Regions from separate parts of the Homo sapiens genome. Here region 1 is linked to region 2. The links are chromatin loops, found by intact Hi-C in ENCODE. Cell type or tissue: PC-9. All regions are shown on one strand. Links, peaks and the distances in the headings refer to the core of each region. The heading gives the core; the rest is flanking DNA.

Evidence for each region. Hi-C counts contacts between places; a loop is a spot of excess contacts. Peaks named below come from ENCODE experiments on the same cell type or tissue, not always from the same donor. Only the 100,000 strongest peaks of a DNase experiment are listed, where the experiment ranks them.
Region 1: it touches region 2 in a loop (4-fold over the local background); 3 of 110 quality-filtered maps call a loop at or near these places.

Annotation. Positions count from the first base shown.
Region 1 is chr3:101,936,043-101,945,607 of GRCh38, forward strand. RDUR (RIG-I dependent antiviral response regulator RNA) reads left to right here and starts at 4,817. Exons shown (of 4, transcript NR_026934.1): 1 at 4,817-4,983. RefSeq lists an enhancer at 875-994. In PC-9, for the core only: no CTCF peak of the experiment used is centred there; DNase peaks (open chromatin) are centred at 739 and 4,749; H3K27ac peaks cover 1,122 bases.
Region 2 is chr3:102,157,733-102,167,297 of GRCh38, forward strand. LOC101929411 (a long non-coding RNA gene) reads left to right here and starts at 5,973. Exons shown (of 2, transcript NR_135549.1): 1 at 5,973-6,243; 2 at 6,942-7,139. In PC-9, for the core only: no CTCF peak of the experiment used is centred there; DNase peaks (open chromatin) are centred at 5,459, 5,769, 6,089 and 7,849; H3K4me3 peaks cover 538 bases; H3K27ac peaks cover 4,111 bases.

The DNA of each region.
Region 1 (9,565 bases), core at 486-8,485, 220 kb before region 2:
TTACAAAATTCTATAGCTCACACAATAGAGTAAAATAGTAATTAATACAGGTTAGGCTGTGAGGCTAATCACTGTGGAAAAATTGTGATCAAATCGCTTAATTTCCTCTGTTATCTAGGTCAGTGAGGAAAATAATTTCTCCACTTTCTTTGCCCTTTGTTCCAAACTGTTTTTAGTGACTGTGGAGAGTTGCAGGTTTTATCATTATAGTAAAAAGAGGAGCCATTCTGACAATTATCAGCTAAATTAAAATGAATGGTTAAAAACAGTTCAGCCCGAGAAATACATAATGCAGCTTAATGATAGAAAAGACCCAGCCAGGCTGGGCACGGTGGCTCACGCCTGTAATCCCAGCACTTTGGGAGGCCGAGTCGGGTGCATCACCTGAGGTCGGGAGTTTGAGACCAGCCTGACCAACACGGAAAAACCCTGTCTCTACTAAAAATACAAAATTAGCTGGGCGTGGTGGCACTTGCCTGTAATCCCATCTACTCAGGAGGCTGAGGCAGGAAAATTGCTTGAACCCAGGAGGTGGAGGTTGCGGTGAGCCAAGATCGTGTCATTGCACTCCAGCCTGGGCAACAAGAGCAAAACTCTGTCTCAAAAAAAAAAAAAAAAAAAAAGAAAGAAAGAAAAAGACCCAGCCAGTCTTTCAACCACTGGGATTGAAATTTCATGGTCTCTGAGGATGACTCACTTCTTAGCTGTGTCATGAGTTTCATTTTGAAATGAAATACACTGTGTGGTTTCATTTGAGGCTTCATGTTGATGCAAAAAGGAAATGAGTCCATATTGGGAAGTTAGGTTGAAATACATATATTAATGATGAAAAAGTGTCAGGCTGTCGTTCAGCCATCCTTACTACTTCTGTTCCGGCATTACCAGGCTCTTCTGTAATTGTATAACACCTGTTTGTCTCCCCTACTTGTCTGAGAACTCAGAAGGCAGGAACTGGGTGAGGCAAGTAGAAGACACTCAATGAACAGCTGTTGAGTGAACCAGGGAACATCATCTCTAAGGGGAAGGAATCAGGGAATTTTCAGCTCCAATCTTCCTGTGTAATTGTTGATGAGAAAAATCTATATTCATCTTCACTGCATTTACACAGTTGACAAGAACGGTCTTATTTATAGAAGCCACTTTATGGTGTTATTTTTCACGATATAGTTACATTCTCAAACTTGCATGTTCTCTTGAAACCAATGAGAGGGGTGGTGAGCATAGGAAGTGTAGTGGAAACAAAGTAGATGTGATGAAAAATGGCGCAAGATTCTGGGTTGATTTTACTCTTATTTCAATTTACATTTACATTTTTTGAGTATGTACAATATTCTAGACTGTTTCAAGGATACTAGACTTTGTATCTGATTTCAAAGAATTTATACTGTCATGGTGAGGAGGGGGACAGAAAGGAGACTTCTTAAGTAACCAAAGAAATTAGAGAACAAGAAAAAACTGTATGTAACAAAATATCCAACTGAATTGTGAGGTGGTACAGCTTAGTCTTTAGAGGCACAGGCTTTTAAATCAGACTAGGACTGGTACTGGTTCTACCATTACTAGCTCTGAGATCCTGGAGAAGTTATGTGACCTAATCTTATTTATTTATTTGCAAAGTGGGAATGACAATAATTATATTTACACTATAAGGTTATGAGATTAAATAATATTCATGTACACTGTATATCCCACAAGGAGTATCAGATCAATGAATGATAATGATAATTATATAATAATTATAATCTTAGTGATTAAAGGTGACAATGGAAAGGACTAGGAAAACAGCTCCAGTAACTGAGGCTATTTTAAAATTTCTGTTTCTAATCCACATGAAATAGAATGTTTTGCTAAAAGATGGTATTGGTTACTTGTAGACAAATTAAAATCATATAATCGATAGGCTTTGATAAAAAACATTGAGAACAGTGCTTGCTTTGGCAAACATTACTAAGTGAACATCTTGAACTTTCTTCTCAAAAGAACACAGTTAAGAGTCCAGAGAGTTGCTTTATTTCTGACAACCAAAAGGGCTATCTTCCTTGTCCAAATTATAACCATGCAGTCCAAGGGAAATACGTGTACTTTTAGAGAACAACAGCTTTGATTCTGGGAAAGGAAATACATGCTATAGAGAGTAGCCCTGAGAAATTGTTGAAGTTTGATAATGTTGCAAAACTGAATTTCTATTTGTGACCAACATAAACATTTTTCTTCCCTTTAGAATATGAGCTCCAGTCTTTTGGAGAAAATCTTTTTCTCTTCCTGATATTGGCTATTCATTTTATGTTTTACTGAGAATGAGGACAGTCCACGTGAATTCTCTCAATATCTCTTGAAGGGTTACCCTCTTTTCCTTTTTTCTACCTCAGCACAAGGTAACTTGCTTTTTTCCTTGCCAAGAACACTGCTCTTAATTCTATTACTGCTCACCTCCTCTCAGTTTTGCTCCATCCTTTAAGCCCTATCTTTCTTCCATCTTCAATCTCCAATCTCTCCTCCTCTGCCACAAATATGGCCAGCCCTCTGTATCCTAAAATAACCCCCCTCTGACCCTGCTGCTGTAGCAGGTTACTGCCTTATCTTTCTTCCGTTTATTACCACACTTCTTCTAAAAGAATACAAATTCTGCTTTCACTTCCTGCTTATACATTCACTTCTTAACCCCTTGTAATATGGTTTCTACCTTTACCCCTCTATGAAACCACCTTCTGGAAAATCACTGAGAGTTTAGTTTCATATCCAACAAATCTAATGGACTTGTCTCAGTCCTCATTCTCCCTGTTGTCTCTGCAGAAATTTCAGTTTGTTGAATGTTCTCCTTCTATAGCCTCTGTGATACCATAGCCTGCTGGTTCTTTTATCTTTCTGGAAACTTCTCTTCCACCTCCTTCACTAGCTGCTTTTTCTTTCTACTGCTCCATAAATAAAATAAAATCTTCTCCACATTCTTTGCCTCATGTGACTTCTTATCTACTCACATTGCTTTACACATGAATTTCTTCAATCTTTTTTCCCTTCATCTCAAAATCTTTCTCCTGATGATTCTAAAATCTAGCAATTTCCAATTGCTGTTAAGACTTTCTTACTTAGGTAACCAGCCAGGATTTTAAACTCAGTGTATCTAAAATGAAGCCCATTAACTTATGTTCATCAAACTCCAAACTCCAACTGATTGTCTCTATTTTGTTTTTATAAATGACACCACTATTAATGAATCATCTTTCACAACTCACAAGTAATTTTTTATTCGTCCTTACTTCTCACACCCTGTGCCTACTAAATTATGGAGTAAGGAAGATTCTATAGGCTTTGTGGTACACAGGGTGGGAAGAGCATCTATTTTGCTGTCAGATAAGTCTGAGTTCAGATCATGGTTTTGCTACTTACTACCCTTTTGGTCTTGAGCCAGTTAGTTAAGCTCACCAGAGTCTTGATATCCTTATGTATAAAGCAGGGAATATAACATTCCCTACCTAGCCAATTGAGAGGATTGGATGAGAGCTGCACATTTTATGTGGAGTCCTAAATAAATACTGATCTCATTCTTTTCCCTAATCGTGGTTATGCCTCTCATACTCACTTTTCTTTTCCATTAAATGGAATAATATGCATCAAGGACCTCATGCAGTTCCTGAAATGCAGATGCTCATTCCACGTTTTTTTTCTCCTTTCTTCCTTCCGTTGTGGCCTGCTCAGTTCAGGACTGTGTTGCTTCTTGTCTGGACAATTGTTGCGGCTCCCGACATGGCTCTTGCTCCTGCTTCAGACATTTGGATTCACCGCATTCACTGCTGGTTGGTTTTTCTTCCTCATGTGTGCTCTGATTAGGACACCCTTCTGCTCAGAAGACTTCACTTATTCATCATTTCCAAGAAAATGAAGTAGGAAAACATGTGGACCAAGTTATCTTAGAGACATATGTGCCATGACTTTCTTACATGTGAGGTCTATTTTGGCCAAGTGGTACCATTCACTGTTCCTTCAACATGTCCTTACTTTTCTATTCTATTAACTTTCCTCCTGGGTCTAGGATTGACAACGATGCAGTCTCAATCTTTGAAATCTATTTCTACCATGATGCTTTCCCTGATTCTTTAAACATATGGGATTTCTCTCTGCTTTGGCCCCCAAAAGACTTTGCACCTCTCATGTTCACCTTAGTTCTCATTTTAGTGGTTATTTATTTACTTGTTCACACTTACCCATTCCTCCCTTCATGATACAATAAGGTTTTGAGCCTGTGTCTAATTAATATATCTATATTTTTAAGTAGCTAGTCTTGCAGGCCCTGAAAACCTTTTGGTTCAATTAAAATAGTTTAACTTTGATATACAGACCTATGCTTGAAAGTGAAAGTCTTATAGACAACAGAACCACTGTTTATGAGAAGAGAAAGAGAAAAGATAAGAGGAATAATAAGAAAAAAGGGCAGCTTCCTTGGGTTATGAGGTAATTATTGGAATTCGGTCAGAAAAGTAAGAAATAGAAATAAGTACGTGTCCCAAGAGAAGCAGCAATACCTAGGATTATGCTGACAGAGTGAGGGGGATTTAAAAGCAGTCTCCATTCTAATGCTTTTTAAATTCTCGGCATAGTGTAATGATTACTATTCCAAAACAGAAGATATGTTGGCAAACTGCCCTGTATTTGAAAATAGAGGAAATGCCCTGGAAAGAATGAGATGTGGTAAAGAGAGGAAATGACAATGTACTGAAAAGACTGGGCTGTAAGTCATCACAGCGGCGCCCTGAAACCCGATATGTCAGGCAAGCTGGTGGGATCCTGGGATCCCTCATGTAACGGCACTCATTCTGACAGAAGCAGAGATAAAACAGACTAAGTACACAGAGGAGTTTAAGGTTTCGTGAATGTAAGTGCTGAGTACAGAATGGTGCTCAATAAAAGCTTGTTAATTGATGGACCACAGGTTTGTGACAAGACTTCTCAGAGTCTGATTCTTTCAAGGTGGGATATAAGAGTAAGGTAAGCACCTCAGAAAATGCCTGGGGCAGGTCACTCAGTGTTGCTGGGACTGATGGTGTTGGCTTGGCTTGACTAGGATTTAATAATACAGATGTGCCTCAACTTATGAAGGAGTTAAGTCCCGATAAACCCATAGCAAACTTGAAATACCATGAGTTCAAAATGCATTTAATACACCTAACTGACTGAACATTATCGATTAGCCTGGCCTACCTTACTCATGCTCTGAACACTTACATTAGCCTACAGTTGGGCAAAATAATCTAACACAAAGCCTATTTTATAATAAAGTATTGAATATTACATGTACTTTATTGACTACTGCACTGAAAGTGAAAAACAGAATGATTGCATAGGTATGCAATCATTGAAGTATGGTTTCTACTGAACGCATGTTGCTTTCACACCATTGTTAAGTCGAACTAACACAAATCTTGGACGGTTTGTAGTCATATCTTACCCTTACATAAGCCACTTATTTCACAAACTTAAATCATAAGTAAGAACTTGGATATCATCCAAGAAGGCCTTTGAGTAGCCAAATTAAGTCCGATTAAAAAAGTTCTTTAAGATGAAAAATAGCAGTTTAACCCTGACCAGTCGTTTCTTCTGGTTAAGACAGCACACATCTATATGGTTGACAAAGTTTCATTTCATTATAAACTTGTCTAAAAAGAATAGTATTCAAAACACATTTTTAAGCATAACATAGAGCATTTACTGCTCCATTAGACACACTTTGAAAATCAGAAGGCAATCTCTGAGATGGTGTGGTTTTGGTGAATTCTGCTTAAGTTGCTTGGCATTCAGGTTTTGTGAGGGCTTGGGCTGTGATCGTCATCCCTCCAACAGCTTTGTGTGTCTGAGATTGAATATATACCCATAACTCAGGGAAAATTTGTTTACTCATCATTTTATCATCAAATACACCATTATAAGTTTAGCAAGCAAAGACCAAGAAAAAGGTTAAATTAATATTGATGTTTTAATTTAAATGCAAGATAAAAAAAATCTGGTTAACTTTATTCTCCTAAACAGTTGTTGATGCTTTTTGAACTCTAAAAATGAATTATTTGAAATGATGCCTTTAAAGCTTTCCTTTCTCTATTTCACTTTAGTTTCTACAAGTATATAGGCTTCTCTTTCTAAGAAGATTCAGAAATTATCTTTGAGGAAAACTTCAAGAAATTTCTTTTTGGCCTCTTAAACTGGGCTTTTCATTGAATTCTGGTGCTCTTTGTTAAAATTTGCATGATTGGTTTTTAAATAATTCTGCTAGCATCGTGGTCTCATACAATTATTATTCCAGGATTAACGAGAGTCACAAAACTTTTATTAAATATCCAAAATACTAAGAAAATCACTTTCAATCAGCATGTGAGAACAGCCTATGATTGCCTTCTGCTGATTTACTGCTTGTTTGGCATGTTTGGCAGGATATTGCAATCTTGCTTTCCACTACCAGGTTCATGTGGGAAAACTTAGGAACTGCTCCATAACTGTCACATCTGTCGCCGATTTCAGATTTTTCTGAATTTCCCTCATTATCTTCTGTATTTTCACTGGTTTCAAGTTTGCTCATCAAACTTCCTGTTTTTAACCACTGATCCATGCTCCCAGTTGAAAATGTAATTTGAAACTATTCACATAAAAAAGTTAAATGCAGTATAACTTTACAACATTAAAAAAACCTCAGAATTTGGGCTTATTTTGTGTTATGGAAGAATTCACTGTGTTTAGAGAATTAAGCATAAGTATGTATTTGTAACAAAAAGTATCTGGTCTCATAAACTGCAGTGATAATTTAACTGATCTGTGGGAATTGGGTGTGTGTCCATGCAAAAGTTTAAAAAAAACTCACTGTTTTTTTTTTAAATTGTATTTTATTTTTACATTAACAGATAAAATCCCAACTTTTTTATTTTATTTATTTATTTATTTATTTATTTTAGATGTGGTCTGTCTCTGTTGCCCAGGCTGGCCTCGAACTCCTGGGCTTAAACAATCCTGCCTTTCTCCTGAGTAGCAGGGACTACAGGTGTGGCCATGGCCATGTTTTTATTAATAACTACACCATTGATCTTAATGAGACAGATGAGACAGACTCATTAAAAGAAACCCAACTGTAAAGTCTCTGTGGAATTGCCCAGAGATTATGTAACCTGATAGACTAGCACTCTTCCTGCCAGGTAGTGATATTACCATAACCTATTCTCGTAGATATGTTTTCAGGTTTTCTTACTGTAAGAGTCATGTTTATACTATATGATGTGGTCCACTGTGATTGGAGCAGAGGTGATAACTTGATTGGCCTGGATCAATCAGATACTCTTCTATAATTAGGGAATTGGAACTAAAACCTTCTAGTTTAGTCTAGTTACATTTTATGGTAGTCAGAATGCTAAGATGTCCCTAATCTCACTGTAGCTGGATATGATGCTAACCTGCAGCTACTTTAGAAAAGAAATATTGGTGGATAACACTCCTTTAATACCCTCTGAGACATGCAGAAAAATCTGCTCCTTTGCAAAATATGCACTGACTACTATGTCTTTTTGGGTTCTTGTATCTACTTTTTGTGCTTTTCTGACTTGGAACTTTTAGCTCTCACTTCTTGTTGCCATTTTGGTGTTTATCCAAGAGGTGAAGAATAGTCATGAGTCTCTCCAGTTCTGCCCATTCTGGGTCCATACTTTCTATACTGGACTTTCTGAGCTTTTTAATTGAAGGTATACCACAAAGACATCTGATTATTGACAGCATACTGCATACTGATTTTCCAACCTACCTTGGCAGAGTTGGAGCCTTGCTTACTTTTAGTTCAGTTGAGATAATACTGGAATCTTCCAAAAGAAACTTTGACAAAAACTAGGGATGGAGTTTGGTGGGAGTGGAGGGGTGGGATGGTGGAAAAGCATAGAAATCAATGAATTCCTGTAGGGCAGGGTTCTGATCTGTACTTTATGTCCAGTCAAGATTCAGTTTGGCTAGGACAGCTTTAGGGCAGGTAGCCTCTTGTTCCTGGACTAACTTTAAACTTCTCTGTATTGGGCATATATATTTGAATGAGCACAAAATTTTTTCTTCTACAGAAGAAAAAAAGGTAAGTGGGATGTCATCAAAATTTAAAGTTTTGTGCTTCAAATAACATCAAGAATGTAAAAAGACAACAAATGGAATGAGAGAAAATATTTAGAAAGCATATCTCTAATAAGGAATTTGTATTCAGAATATATAAAGAACTTTTACAATTAACAATAAAAGACAAATAATTCAATTTAAAATTGGGAGATAAATTGCATAGACGTTTCTCCAAAGAGTTACGAATGGTGACTCAGGACATGAAAAGACACTTAACATTGTTAGACATTAAGGAAATGCAAATCAAAACCACTATAACACTCTCATCCATTAGGATGGCTAAAACAGAAAAAAATCAAACACCAGACAATAACAATGTGTGTCAGCATGCATGTTTTTTTTTTTTTTTTCTGGACTGCTTTTTTTTTTCTTTTTCTTTAATAACACTCTGTGTAATTGAGCCACATGAAGCATTAGTTATGTTTGGGTTTCATTGCCATAGCACTTTTCAGCTTATTATGACTTTTACCATGTATTATGTGCCTCATTGATCTTTACAACCACGTAAGGTTGGTGAAATAGTACATTATTTTCTCTTTTTTGAAGATAAAGACACTCAGGCTCAGAGATATTTTGTGACTTGGCCAAGTCATCCTATACGTGGTTAAACTAGGACTTAAATTCAGGTTTTCTTTACAATATACCATACTGCTTCCTAAATAATACTGGCTTATGTTTAATTGCAATGTTTAGATGGCTTTAAAATATTATATTCATGGATATCACTTCATTTTAAACTTCACAACCACCCTATGAGATGAGTAGGCCAAGGAATGTTATATTAATTTTACAGTTGAATATGTTGCTCAGAATAATCAAGTTTTATTTCAAGCTCTGCCACCCACTTACCTTGGACAGATTATATAATTTCTGAAATTCTAAGCTTTTTTTTATGTGTAAACTGAAGTCTCCTACTAGATGATCTCAAAGATCCCTCCTAAGCCTACTATTTTGTGATCTTATCCTTTAGTATGTCCTTCCATTAGCAGCATATGTACTTTGAGGTGATTTTCTGGCTGTGGTGAATGAGTTTCTGTAGGATGACCTGTACTTTCTTACTGGATTATTTCTGTAACCCTTATATACATCTTTAAAAAGCATGGTCAAGATCAGGGGAGCAGGCTTTAGCCATATAACAGAACAGGGCTCAAATAACGGAACAATATGGGGTTTAAATTTATGGAACCAAGGCTTTGGTTTCATTAACTTGGGCTCTGAAGTAATTAAACTACACATAGACATTCTAGAATGTCATAATTTCATTTAGTTGGATGACAACATCCTAACACATCAGAGTTAACTTCTTATGGTAAATAATGTGCCTCACATTTTTGTAACAATGAGTTTCTGCTGTACCAACACTTTGCAACCTGGCTGTAGAAAAAATATCCTTAATTTGTACGTTAGTATGAAGAGTGCATCAGAGGAGACTCTTTTTATT
Region 2 (9,565 bases), core at 1,156-9,155:
TCACTGGTCACTGCAGGCTCGACCTCCTGGGCTCAAATGATCCTCCTGCCTCAGCCCTCTGAGTAGCTGGGACCACAGTCGTGCACCACTATGTCTGGCTAATTTTTGTATTTTTTGTAGAGATAGGGTTTCACCATGTTGCCAGGGCTGGTCTCGAACTCCTGGGTTCAAGCGATCCACCCACCTTGGCCTCCCAAAGTGGTGGGATTACAACTGTGAGCCACCATACCCCACCTTGATATGTAGTTTTAAAAAAGAACATAATTTCATAACTATGCCTATCTACATTTCTGAAGATGTAAGTCTTAAAGAGGAGCAGTAATGAAAACCAGGAAAAAAATAGAACAGATGAGAAAGGTAGGTTATGTAGCTTTTGGACATACTACAAATTCAAGCTTGTCTTCTTGAATTTTTTCCTAAGCATAAAATACAGGTACAGTGGCTTGTGATATCTATCAGCTGAGCCCAATCAGAGTCAGAGAACATGGAAATCCATTGATGTTGTCTATACAAGCCAGGATTCCCAGTCACAAAGCAGTATAAGGAGTAGTTTTGCAAGAGCAAACAGCATAGCCTATACACCGTAGGAGAAGGTCACGAAGGAAAGAAATGAAAACAGAGGATGACAGACTTCTAATTGATATAACCTGACTTAAGAATTCAACAATTAAATTCCTTAATCATATTATTAATTTTTTAAATCCTATGGTTGTTAACCTAATAAGAGTATCTGTCTCATTGTTTATTGAGAGGATTAAATAAGATGATTCATGTAAAGTCCACAGCACAAAACCTCATGTATTAGCAAGCATTCAGTAATGCTAACTATTGTTATTTTGAATTATTGCTTGCTGAAATAATAACTAGCCGTTTTGCCTTGTATGTTGTAAAGAACATTCATATACTTTATCTCATCTGTTTCTTGTGATAACTTGTCAAATAGGTAAGTAGACATTATTACAATTGGAGGAAGAAGTTAAGTGACTTGACCAGTTTATTAGTAGAAGAACAGTGGTTATAACTCAGTCTTCAGACCCAAAATCCTATGAACTTTCAAAAAAAAAATCACAATACCAATGTAAACTCCATTCATGAAAAGACAACAAATCTCATGCAAAATTATAAATGGAAAAAGACCCTAAACAAATACATGCAAATCAGTTATAAAATAATATGCTATGGCCGGGCGCTGTGGCTCATGCCTGTAATCCCAGCATTTTGGGAGGCTGAGGTGGGCGGATCATTTGAGGTCAGGAGTTTGAGACCAGCTTGACCTACATAGTGAAACCCCACCTCTACCAAAATACAAAAATTAGCTGGGCGTGGTGGTGGGTACCTGTAATCCCAGCTACTTGGGAGGCTGAGGCAGGAGAATCGCTTGAACCCAGGAGGCAGAGGTTGCAGTGAGCTGAGATCGTGCCACTGCACTCCAGCCTGGGCAACAGAGCAAGGCTCCCTCTAAATAAAAATAAAAATAAAAATAAAAATAAAAATAAAAATAAAAATAAATATGCTACTAATAATTCCAGTGACCAAGTAAGATTTAGTCCAGGGACATAGCACAATGAAAAGTAATCTAATAATATATTAAAGGAGGAAAATCATATTAGTAGATGTAGAAGAGGAATTTGATTTAGTCCAATATCTACTGTTAAACCCTTAATGAAGTAAAAATAGAAGAAACATCCTTAAAGTAAACAGAAAAAAGAGCTGTTCATGGTCCAATAATGAGAATGGTATCATGACCCAAGAGTTTTGATTAATTGAATTTCATGTCCTTGGTTGGAAAAAAGAAGAAACCTATTAGGAGTCAATATTAAAAATTATATTAGCTATTTAAAACCTAAAGATATTCTTTCTAGTGTCTGAAATAAGATGAAACTATTTTCATTATCACCAGTTTTGGAGATTCTAGCCGATACAACAAGCAAGAAAATAAAACAAAAATGTTCGTTATAGATAGGAAGAAAAAACTATCATTATTTTCAAATGATAGGATTTTATGAATAGAATAGCCAAGAGACTATACATTAAAATATTCAAGGTAAAAAGAAGCTCAACTCATTGGTACATTTTAAGATTACTGTGTACAAATAAAAAACTTTCTCTTACATAGCAAATTATATATGTGATGGATAAATGTGGAATATTAAAGATAACCACAGATTCTTTTCAGCTCCTTTCATGAGCAGTGGCATTGATTTCTACACTCTCATAAATCTGGGCTGGCTTTGGACTTGCTTTGACTAACACAATGTGTGGGAATTGAGGCTATGTAGCTTTGAGTCTCAGTTTCAAGAGGTCCTGCAGCTTTCACTTTGGTTCTTTTGAAACACTATTCCATGATGTGAAGAACTGCAGTATCTAGTCTAGAGTCCTCTGGATGAGTCCAATACTATCCTCTAGTCTCTAGGATAAAAGGCCATGCGAAGCAGAAATGAGCTTAACCAGCTGATACCCACTAAACTAATCAGCTAATAGCCAGCATCAACACCAGACATATGAGTAAAGCCATGCTAGGAAATCTATTGCCAGTGAAACCACCAGATGACTACATCTGTATCAATGACCCTGGTTAGACCAGAAAAAGTGCCCTTTTCCTAGCTGAGCTTAGTTCAAATGTCCAATTAACAAAATGTTGAACAAATAAATGGGTATTGTTTTAAACCATTAAATTTTAGATTTTGTTATTCAGTTATGTATAATTGGTACAAAAATATTCAAGATTTACAATAGCAATAAAAACTAAAAAGTGTCTAGGAAGACATTTCTATAAAGAGCATTATGAAACATACATGAAAGATACAAAACAATATATGAAGAAACACATACAGTATTTTTTGGAGGAAAGATGATAAAGATATCAACTTTCTCCACAAATAATCTATATATTGAGTAAAATGCCAATCAGAATCCACCACTGACAAAATTGATAATAAATTTTATATGAAGAATGTTGAAAATAAAATTTGGAAAGAATAATAATGAGGAATGCAGTTATTTATTGCTGTCTAACAAAATGCTTCTGAATTTAGTGGCTTAAATCAACAACAAAAAATTTGCTCATGAATCCGTAAATTTGGTAGGACTTAGTTAGAACAATTGTCTTTTCTCCTGGTGGCATGAGCTGGAGTGGGCCTAGAGGACTCACTTTTGAGACAGACACTCACATAGTGGTGAGTTGGTGCTGCTGACTGTTATCATCCCCAAAGGAAACCTGTATTCATTAAGCAGCCATTTCTCTTCTGCTCCACTTCAGTCTTGGACAACCACTAATCTGATTTTGTCACGATGGATTTACCTATCTTGGGTATTTCTTATATATGGAATCTTATAATGTGGAAAAAAAGAGGAAGACAGTAGATATGCATGTAGTAGACATGAACATATTTTTCCTATATATTATTAAATAAAAATGAAAATGGCAAAATTGTCATATTACATGTATTATCTAATCACACTTCGCACATATGTATATATAACTAAAAAGTGTGGAAAAATATAAGCCAAAGTTTTAGAGCAGTTATTTCAGGGGCTGGTATTACCATCCCAAAAAAACTAAACATGTATTTATATTGTTAAATACAAATTTAAAAATTAAACATTAACTTCATAGTCAAAAAAGTAAAGATATTTTCATTAAATAATATTTCAATAGGAAGAAATGAACTATTTAAAACATTGGTGAGCAAATCCTAATGAAATAAAGGCTTTAGGCCAGGATCATCAATGGCTGCTAGCAAAAAAGACAACCCGATATTCCATGCCTTCTACTGCCAGTACACATCACCACTTACAAAATATTCTAGCCAAAAATATCAAACCTTAATCAGATTAAGACTTTATCTCTCAAAAAATAGAGCTATATCTCAAATTTCAAAGAGGCAGAGACTCAGGAAATTTGATTTTGAACTTAGCCAACTCCTGTTACCTCCCCAGGCCTCAATGTCCTTGTTCTTGCAAAAGCAAGAGGGATGAACTCTCAAAAAAAAAATAAAAATAAAAAACCCGTAGGCCCTCCTATGACTCAACCACTTGATTCACATTTTCACACGGAAATTTTGATGTTTCAATATTCTCTATTGGCTTAGTACTTTCATGTGTTCTGTCTTTATTCATAACTTACGGAAAGTATGGGGAATGAGAAACATGTTCCAAGGCAAAACGGGGAAGCCTTCAGCAAAATCCAGAATGTGATAAACTCTAGGGGTCAAATGACCTGGTTCCTTCAAGAAATAAGAGGAGGAGGCAGGGAATAGAATCCTGTTATATATATTGTGCCAGATGATTCTTTGTTGTTGGGGGCTGTCCTGGTGTTTTGGAGCTTTTAGCAGCATCCCGGCCCCTATGCACTACCTGCCATTGAAACTCTCCCCCTTTCTCCTCAACCAAGTTATGACAACGAAAAACATCTCCAGACATTGCTAAATGTCTTCTGGGAACAAAATTGCCCCAGTTGAGAACTAAGACTATAGATTTTTTTTTTTTAAAAAAGGAGATTTAAATGACGTAGCAAAAAATGCATCATGCCCACTAATTTGTATAAACCAACTGTAAGGAAGAATTATGAGATAATTGGAATTAGATGTATTTGAAAAGAGACCTATTCCTTTAGTGATATACAATGAATGGTATATTCTTGGTTAAAATGATATGCTGTCTTGTATTGCTTCAAAATAATACCTTTGAGGTTGGTGAGTAAATGGGTAGCTGTATAGATAACATGGGATTGACTATGTGTTGATAATAACTGAAACTAAGTGATGAGTACATAAGGTGGGTTCATCATGCTGCTCTCTAACTTTTGCATGTGTTTGAAATTTTCCATAACAAAATGTCTTAAAAATAATATTCAGTAAGTACCAGAATATTGTAATATTCAGTGACAACCAGAAGGAATAGCTAAAAAGAGATGAAAGTGTAGCTTCCGGGAGGGGTAGGGAGAGGAGAGGGGACTGCTTCTTTTTAAAACAAACCTTTTAGTACTACTTCACTATGAGGACTATGTGCATGGATTACTTCAAAGAACAACAAAAAAATAATTAAAATCCCCAAATAAGCAAACAAAACATTGGAGAGATGCCATTGATATGAATATTTTTCTTGTAAAAATGGAAGCTTAGTTATATAAAATTTCTACATATAGAAAGTAAGTTAAATGACACCATGAGGAAGCAACCAGCTGAGCCCAGATGTGGAACACTGGACACAGCACTTGACTTTCTTCTGAGGCTGGCCTGGCTATCTTCTTTTTCTTCTTTACCTTTTTTATTGAGCATGTTAAAGAGCCAGGGCCCTCTGAGGAAGAAGGATTATTTCTTGTCTTTCTTGTTGTATGTGGAAAGCAGGCAAGGGAGGGCTGTCCCCTGAGGCACAGCAGCCTCTTTCTAACCCAGTGAATGAACCACAGGGCAAACTAGAGTTTGTCTGCTTACCCAATCATCTCTTACTTAGGGAGTAAGAAGCCTTTTTGTTTGTTTTTCATATCTCTTGGTCTAAGCTGCATTTTCTAGTTCAGTTTTGATCAAAGCATTATACTGGGGGAGAAGGAAACATTTGTCAAGCTATTACTAAGGGGCTTATATTATCTCTTATTTTGCTATTAACTGTTGTTTGTGTGATACTTTGGCAGGGAGCCCAGAATGAACAGAGTAAATGGATTCTGATACCAAAACCCTATCCTGAACTCTAACAACTTTCACAGTTACAAGAAAAACAAACATATTTCTTTTGACCTACTATTCATAAACGTCATGTCAGATGCATAAATATTATGCCTCTGTGGTAACAATGAGGGGTATTCTGGCATTCCTAGGAGACAAATCAGCATAGTGGCCCAAGGCCAATGTGGGTGAACAGGCCACCAGGATAATGTAATTTGAAAGGTGCTCTAAAGGCACTTGCATTCTAAGGTTTGTTCACCAAGGTTCTAGGCTACCATGGTGCCTAAAGCCACCACTTTGAGAGTTAACCCTTTCTGTAAATGCATAATGTCTCCAGAAGCTTTCAGCTAAAATACCAATGTGTTATTTTGGAGAGAGAACACATGAACTCTGAGCATTCACAAATTGCCTAAGCATGAACCAGTTTATCAAGTCATTTAAGTTGAGAGAAAGGTCCTCAAGGAAGGAATTACAAAATTGTGCTTTTTATGGGACGTCGTGAGAAGGCTCAGGGAAGTTATGAGGGTAAGATTAGTGGAAGGAAGAAAAATCTGAAGACACTTGGGAAGGCGTGCCCAGGGTAGGTAGAATCCTGGCCAGAGACGGGATAGCAGAAGGACTCAGAGTCTGGAGCAACTCTGTCCATTAGCACTTCCTGCAATGATGAAAATGTTCTATAGCTGGGCTGTTCAATATAGTAGTTATTAGCCACATGTGACTATAGAGGACTTGAAATGTGGCTGGTGTGACTGAGGAACTGGAACTTTAAATTTTATTTAATTTTAATTAATATAAATTAAAATGTCAATAGCCAAATGTGGCTAATGGCTCCATTATTGGATAGTACAGGTCTAGATGAAGGATATGGGGATGGGGGGTGGGGGAAAATCATAGATAGGCAATGTGGAATAGAATTAAAGATACATTTTGCTTAATTCACACTTTATATGGTACCACTTTTCATTTCTAGGCAATAGATTTACAAATTACAGGTTATATTATATTTAGCAAATTAACCTATATTATGAAATAGCTGTACAGATTAAATAGACGGATGAGAGTATAGCCATATTAATTAGATTTGCCATGTCCTACATGATCTTATTTTACTCATATGCATGCTGTCCTATGAAGGAAAAGAAAACATTGACTCAAAAGTGTTAAAAAGGGTATCCTTTGTTTAATGTTCAAGAAAGGCTGCAATTACTTTTCATAATATACAATTGCAAGTTTTGTTATTTTTTCTTTCTGAATAATGATTATTTTTCTCCATTGCAGAGCAAGGCAAGGGTCACAGTCACATTCACAGAACCTCATTAGGGTGGATCCACAGGACATACTTCCCACTGCTCGCAGAAGTATTACCACCCTTTGGAATAATCAATCAATCAAACCAACTCAACAATCTTTCTTTTAATGCTAGTGGCACATATTGACATAAAAATAAAATTTTGCTTCCTGGTGGAACATGAATAATAAAAGTATTTTTAAAGTTGTTTTAATCAAGGCTTCACTATTTAGAAAGTATTAATAAACTGGCACCAGAAAATTTCCCAAAACCACTAGCTAGTTGTTAGTGGCCACAGAACCTAGAGGAGAATAAAAATAATCTCTAGGCCCGGCCCGGTGGCTCACGCCTGTAATCTCAGCACTTTGGAAGGCCAAGGCGGGCGGATCACAGGTCAGGATATCGAGACCATCCTGGCTAACACGGTGAAACCCCGTCTCTACTAAAAATACAAAAAATTAGCAGGCGTGGTGGCGGGCGCCTGTAGTCCCAGCTACTTGGGAGGCTGAGGCAGGAGAATGGCGTGAACCAGGGAGGCGGAGCTTGCAGTGAGCCGAGATCGCGCCACTGCCCTCCAGCCTGGATGACAGAGCGAGACTCCGTCTCAAAAAAAAAAAAAAAAAAAAAAAAAAAAAATCTCTAAACACAACTGAAGCCAGAGAAATCTTTTTGTTTTTGTTCTGGAGGAGACAGCATCCCCTTTGACATATTTGGAAGGTTCTCCTAATTAATGTGGCAGTACATAGGTGTCATTGCTGAGTCAGATGGTTACTCTAGATGTAGAATTTTGTCAAATCTTCATTTCATGCCATGTGAAAATCCAAATGCCACCACTTCAAGATTTTCTGTTACCAGAGTCCTTACATTCTTGTGGTCACCTATGACTCTAAAATGCTCTTTCCTCTGAATTAATTGGCTTGAATCATGAATCTATTGCCGTCTGTAGTTTGTGTTTTTGCTCTGCCAAACCAACTATGAACTTCCTTTCCACAGATTTCTGCCATCACCAAGTGTGTGCATCAGAATTGCATATTTTATTTATGTATAAAGTATAACCTAGGACTTGGCAGGGGTGGAGGATCCTGTTTCATGACGGTAAAATGGGGGGAGACCCACGACCTGATAATACCCATTAGGGAGGGGGGTAGAAAATACTTATATTTAAGTATTAGTTAAAATTTTTTGTTTGTTTTTTGGAGCTGCTCTATATGATATTTTTTAAAAATTTCACTTTCCAATATAGTTTATTATTAGTGTATGGAAATACCATTGATATTTAAATGTTGACCTTGTAGGTTGAGGTCTTGGTAAATTTACTTATTAGTTTTAAGACTGTACCCCCAGCTCCACTTTTTAAGAAAAGTTCCTTCAGATTTTCTATGTAATCATTTCATTTGCGAATAGAAACAGTTTTTTTTTTTTTTTTGGTTTCTAATTTGTATGCCTTTATTCTTTTTCCTTGCTTATTGCACTGGCTAGAACATACAGTACAGTACTAAATATGAGTGGTGAGAGTGGAAACCCTTGGCTTGTATCTGATCTTAGAAGAAAAGCATTCAGTCTCCACCATTAAGTATGATGTGAAAATTTTATAGATTCACTCTATCAGGTTAAGGAAGTTCCCTTCTATTCCTAGTTTGCTGAGACTTTTATCATGAATGACTTTTGAATTTTATCAAATGCATTGATATAATCATGTGTTTTTTTCTTCTTTAGCTTGTTAATATCGTGTATTACATTGGTTGATTTTCAAATATTCAATCAACCTTGCACTTTTGGGATAAACCCCACTTGGTAGTAGTGTACTACTCTTTTTGTATATTGCTGGTTTGATTTAGTAATATTTTATATATTGACCTATAATTTTCTTTTCTCATATTGTCTTTGCCTGGTTCGAGTATCAGGGTAAAGCAGGCCTTACAGGATGAGTGGAGAAGTGTTCTCTGAATTTTTTGGAAGATATTTATAGAATTAATGTTATTCTTCTTTAAATCTTTGGTTGCATTCATCTGTGAAATCATCTGGGTTTGGAGCTTCATTTTAGGGAAGTTTATAAAGTATAAAATAAATTTCTTTATTAGATATGGGAAAATCCAAATTATATATTTCATATTAGGTGAGTTGTGGTAGCTCATGTTATTTGAGAAATTGGCCCATTCCATTCAAGTTGTCAAATTTATGTTTGTAGTATTTTCTTATTATCCTTTTGGTATCTGCAGAGTCTTTAGTAATATCTGCTATTTTGTCCTTGTTATGGACAATTTGTATCTTCTTTCTTTTTTTGTGTCAACTTGGTTAGAGGTTTATCAATTTTATTGTTGTTTTCAACAAATCAATATTTGGTTTTGTTAATTTTCTATATTATTTTTCTGTTTTCAATTTTACTGGTTTCTACTCCTATTTTTATTATTTCCTTTATTCTGCTTGCTTTGGATATACTTTGGTCTTCATTTTCTAGTTTAACATAGATACTTAAATAGTTCATTTGAGAAATTTCTTTTCTTCTAGCATAAGTATTGAATGCTATCAATCTCTCTTTAATCACCACCTTAACTACATCTGACAAATTTTGATATGTTGAATTTTCATTGTCATTCAGTTCATAAGATTTTCC